Regions from separate parts of the Homo sapiens genome. Here region 2 is linked to region 1. Evidence: chromatin contacts called from ENCODE Hi-C data. All regions are on one chromosome and are shown on one strand. Each heading gives the region's core, a stretch centred on a gene start or an enhancer-like site at or near the end of the contact. The rest is flanking DNA. Distances are from core to core; before and after follow the strand shown. Region 1 holds the start of ARL14EP (ARF like GTPase 14 effector protein). Region 2 holds the start of COMMD9 (COMM domain containing 9).

What was found. A loop is a pair of places that touch in the nucleus more often than their neighbours do. Pooled maps may share reads with other maps.
Region 2: a loop to region 1 is called in a map of B cell, with 23 times the contacts of the local background. The contact joins the promoter of COMMD9 here to the promoter of ARL14EP in region 1. A Hi-C loop is called at or near these places in 3 of 168 maps with a recorded cell type or tissue (B cell, CD4-positive, alpha-beta T cell and naive thymus-derived CD4-positive, alpha-beta T cell) and 8 of 50 pooled maps.

Annotation. Positions count from the first base shown.
Region 1 is chr11:30,321,782-30,324,394 of GRCh38, forward strand. It overlaps ARL14EP (ARF like GTPase 14 effector protein), which reads left to right and starts at 1,323. Exons shown (of 4, transcript NM_152316.3): 1 at 1,323-1,421. ARL14EP-DT (ARL14EP divergent transcript) reads right to left here and starts at 1,165. Exons shown (of 2, transcript NR_187437.1): 1 at 1,137-1,165. RefSeq lists enhancers at 985-1,590, 1,103-1,352 and a silencer at 1,423-1,552.
Region 2 is chr11:36,288,095-36,290,707 of GRCh38, forward strand. COMMD9 (COMM domain containing 9) reads right to left here and starts at 1,330. Exons shown (of 6, transcript NM_014186.4): 1 at 1,268-1,330. The coding sequence starts at 1,318. RefSeq lists enhancers at 692-1,394, 1,231-1,480.

The DNA of each region.
Region 1 (2,613 bases), core at 73-2,572:
CCACTTGCTTGCACCTTATCCTAAGTGTGTCCACTTACCACAACTCTTTCACCTTTTCACTGGATACTTAAATTGAATAGGCTATATTATTTAATAATCTTAATTTGATCTGTGAGCCTTCTCTGTTTCATTACCTTTAGGATAGCTTGCCTAGTTTACTAGGAAGTCACAATTGCATCAAATTAAGTTCCATGCAGGCATTAATCTCCTCCCAGAACGCTCCTGCTTTAGCCCCTATCATTTTATCCTGTTTATATCCATGTGTTTCTGTTATGACACTTTTCACACCACACTGTGATTAACTGTTTATTCCTCTCTCACTAGTCTGTGAGCTCCTTGGAAGCAGAAATAAATTTTGTTTTTGTCTAATCATTGCTTAACAAAGTGCCAACCACAAAGTAAACAGTAAAAGAATTACAGAATGCAACCTCCTGCAGACACAGTTGAAGAAACTATTCATTGTTTTTTCCTTTCTGTCATTCCCTAGTTCTAGGCATCAAATCGCTTGCCTAGTCGGCGAGCAGTATGAAAGTGGTGGGAGGACCATAGACGCACTGCAGAAAACAGCTTACAGTAGATGCAGAGAATTACTAGCACGCTTGGGCCTTGGTGGGGCTTGTCTTATTTACCTGTTCCTCATTTTTCACTGGGAGTTTAAAACAAGTTTTTGTTTCCCTGCTATCCCGACCTTAAGATAATTAAAAGGCCAAGAATCTTTAAGAGACTTTCAGTTCTCCTGGATTCTAGATAATAAAACCCACTTTAAAAATTAATGAGCACCTATACTGTGACAGACAATAAGGATACAATAAAAATACCATTTCTGTTCTGAGAAAATTTACAAGCATCTTCCTGGAGCCTACATTTTACTCGAAGTAATAGCTATTTTTATAGCTTACAATAAAAGATGCATTTTGGAATATATTTCGCTTGAATTAAAGAAATAGAATGTGAGACCTTAAACAAAGGGTCCGTTCTTCAGATCCTTTTAACTCACACTCTCCTTCAGGGGTCGGGGTATTTGGGTGCAAAAGTTTACTATCACGCACAGGTGTAGAGATGTACAAATACGATCCAATTTAGTGGAAACTGTGTCTTGTAAGAGATGGCCCCCAGGGACCTCCCACATCCCTAACCTCTCGGAGGACTGCAAAAGACAGCATCTGAAGCACCTCTTGCCTCGCCTTGAATCATTTGCCACTTCACACCGCCCCGCCCCTTCCGTCCCCGGAGGCGGCCAGCCTCGTGTCCGCTCTAGGCTTCTCCCGGACGTCTCTTTGTGGTGGCGTTGAGCTCCTCTAGCCCGCGCTTGCCGTCCTCTCAGTGGTAGCGCGGGGACTGGCTGGGAAGCGGTCGGTCGAGTGTGGCCTGTGTGGACTCGCATCTTGCCCGAAGCCGGGCGGAGGAGAGCTCAAGCTAAGGTGGAAGGGGAACGGGGGAGGCCCTGGAGAGGAGTGGGAGAGTGGAGACAGGCCCCTGGGTGGCGAGGGAGCCCGGCGGCGTAACGGGGGAACCCGGGGAGAGGTGGAAGAGGAGGCCCGCACACGTGAGGGGGATTTCCAGCTGCTGGCCGGGGCCTCTCACCCCTACCCCCGCGTAGTTCATCTGCGACGCAACGCCTTGTGTCAAAGCCCAGCACAGGTTCTGCCGCCTCTGACCTCTCTGAGGGTCGTCGCCTGTCCTGTAGGCCCAGGACCTTCAAAGCTACGATTTTGACGTGAACTACTTAGGGTTATTGTGGCCTTGAACTCCGTAGACAGCCTTTATCTCTGCTATTTTTGTTTTTAATTTTTCAAATCAGAATCCTTTCAACCCTGGCCGTTTGAGGCCAAAGGCTAATGTTTATTTTTCCATCCCGGTACCATGAACTTAGTAGGTGCCCACTGGACGGATCTGGTGGTTTTAGTCATTTGTAAATAGCCGTGAACTAAGGAAGAAATGTATGTGGCCTCTTACAGGGTTGGGTTGGGAATCATTGCAGGGTTTGGGGGCACTCTGTTAGGCATGATAACAACAGCTCTAGGCTTGAGTTTCTTCATCTGTAAATGAGAATGATAGTACTTTCCTCAGGGTGGCTATGAAGGTTCCTGAAATGATGTTTGCCCTAAGCACTGTACCTGGCATGTCCTGACTACCACACTTGAACCAAATCTTTTCAATGGTGTTATGGACTATATTTTTGTTTTAAATTGCCTTTACCTTTCTTATTGTACCTAGATCTTCCTGAGGATTGAGACTCTCCTCTTTGCCTTTGGGCCAATTGTCATGTTATAGGTAATCAGTATTTGAAGATGACAGGCACAAAAAGTTCACAGTTGCAGGATGCGTGACTTTTGTAGGCGTATGTACCCATAACTAAAGCTCCTGATTTGGGGAGTAGGGGTAGATTAAATTATATTTTTATTAAATAAGAGATAATCTGGGAAGACGCTGTGTAAGTTGTAAGACCCTATGCCAAGAAAAGCCTTTAATTTTTTTCATAAAACATTTCATGAAAACTTTTTTTATGTTTTTCATAAAAGAGACATCAGTTGACCTAAAAACGAAGTAAATTTTTTGTTTTGTTAAATTTCCTCTAAATGTTACTTTTCCCACTAATAAGGAGACTGGTAA
Region 2 (2,613 bases), core at 80-2,579, 6.0 Mb after region 1:
CCAGCTCTGTTACTTCATTTATTAATTCATTTAACAGCTATTTACTGAGCACGTGCTGTGTGCCAGGTATTATTGTTCTACTTATTGGGCATTAACACTTGTGAACAAAAGAGTAGATCCCCTTAGGAGTGGAGAATGCTAATGAACACTGAGAAGGCAATTAAAAAATAAATAAGTAAAACAAAACAGAGACTATTACATGGACCGATGATGATGATGTGCCATAAATTGAGGAGAGTAACTCAACCCTCTTCACCTGGTGTTTAAAAAAAAAAAAAAAGAGAGAGGAAGAAAGGAAAGGTCCCTGATGGATCTTACATTCTTATGAGACAGACGGACAACGGGCAAATAGCTAGCGACAAGTTCTACGAAGGAAAATAAAGCTGCCCTTTCTCCTACAGGGCAAATCATAAGTTAAATAATTCCGGCCAGGCGCGGTGGCTCACGCCTGTAATCCCAACACTTTGGAAGGCGGAGGCGAGTGGATCACGCGGTCAGGAGTTCAAGACCAGCCTGGCCAAGATGTTGAAACCCCGTCTCTACTAAAAATACATAAATTTGCCAGGCTTGGTGGCGGGCGCCTGTAATCCCAGCTACTCGGAAGGCTGAGGCATAGAATTGCTTGAACTCGGGGGGCGGAGGTTGCAGTGAGCCGAGATTGCGCCACTGCTCTCCAGCCTGGACAACAGAGCTAGACTCCGTCTCAAATAATAATAATACTTCATTTGAGCTTTACAAAGCCCTATGAAGTAGGTCCCTTTCAACCTCACAACTTTTCAAATGATTATCAGGAGTATGTCCTGCCCCTTTCGCAGGTCAAAGAGAGTAGGGAAAATCTGGACCTCAAGGGAACATTGAACGCACAGGTCATTCGGAGGGCTGGGCAGACGCAGTAGGAGATAATTTCTTAATTGTGCAATGCAGGAGGGGCTACGGGATGAAATGGGGAACTGACAACGTGGGTCTAGCAATTACCACTTCAATGCACCAATACCGAAAACCAATCCCAAAGACTAATAGCAGGAGGTTGTACTGCGCCTTCATGCCCATTATTTTATTTTTTTTTATCTTACGTTCCTGTCAAAACGATATTTTGTTCTTACTTTTTAAAAGCTCAGAAAGACGCAACGATTTGCCTGGGATCACACAGAGAACAAGCAGCAGAGTTGTGGCTCCAAACCAGGGTCAATTTGTTCCCAATTCCTGCTCCGTCTAAAGTCTCGGAGACAAAGGGCCACCTCACGCTGTCCCCACCCCTTCGACTTACCTTGAGCAGGCTCTGGAGTGCTGCAAAATGCTCCGCTGTCAGGGCAGCCATCTTGCCGAAGTCACATGACCGTGGCACCCAGGGAAGCGAGGTCACGTGGCTGTCGCTGTTGTCGCGGGGCCTGCCGGGGGCTGTAGTCCTTCAGAGTGGGGGAAGGCGTTTCGGTTGTGGTGCTGCGGCAGTGAGCGCGGATCAAGACGGACGCGGCGGCTGGATGACTAAACCCCGAGACTCTAGAACCAAAGGACTAGGGGGACCAGGGCGGAGGATGGTTTACTCGGGGAGGAAATTGGCTTGACTTGTCTACTTACCAAGTCAGGGAAACAGGTTTTCCCTTGACCCATGTGGGTGGGCTGGCGCACTTGGGGAATGCACCTGCAAGCTTGGCAGGCGCCTTGGAAACGTAGTTGTTCAGGAGTGATCGGCGTACCAGTGTTTGGAATGAAAATGAGGCTGTGCATATCGGGCTTCTTGGAATTGACACACACACATGCACACATCCTGTCTTGAATGTAAAATTACTTCTGCGTATATAGTTTTTCAGCCTATGTAGTAGGTTGGAGCTGGTATTATTAGTATTATCCAGATTGGGAAATAATCATTTAGGGTTTTTAGTAACTTTCCCATAGTCATAGAGAAGATCTGATTACAAGAGCAGGTGAGGAAGTGTTTGGGAGAGGGGACAAGAGAGGAATGGAATGAAAGCTACTACCTAGCTAGGTTCTTGTTATACGGGGGTGAGATGGGGGAGGAGGTTAATGGAAATGATTTAGTTCATTTATTCAAAAAGGTAATTATAATGAATATAATTGTAAAGAGTGATTTTGCACTGGCAGTACTGGACTCTGATTTGCCCTGTTCTCAGAGACCGTACATCAAAACAGACATTTCCTTTATCTACCTTTAGTATTTGGGTGGCTCTTTTCTTTTCCTACCCTCCACTTTTTTTTAAGCAAATTCCAGCTCAAAAAATGGGTTCTGATATATTCGAGCTTAAGAAAGAATGCCCATTTGTGAAATTCCAGAAATTGGTAAGCTGCTAAGGACATTTGTTCCTTTGTCTCCTCTCCTCCCCCTTCCCCTTCCCCGACTCCATTTTCTGTGGGGATGTTGTCAAGGCCCAGGAAACCAAAAATCAAATTGTCTAAGGAGGAACCCATTCCTGGATTAGAAGATTTTAGAACCATTTTGTCACAGGGTCCTGATTCTAGCTCTCTTTCTTGGCCTCTCTTTTCCATGAACCCTCATGGCCTGATTCCTGGTTTCTGTTATAACTCAATGTAGGTTCTAGGTTTAACTCCTGCCTGTATCTATAGGGCTGGGCCCATTGTCTTGGGTTAATTGAA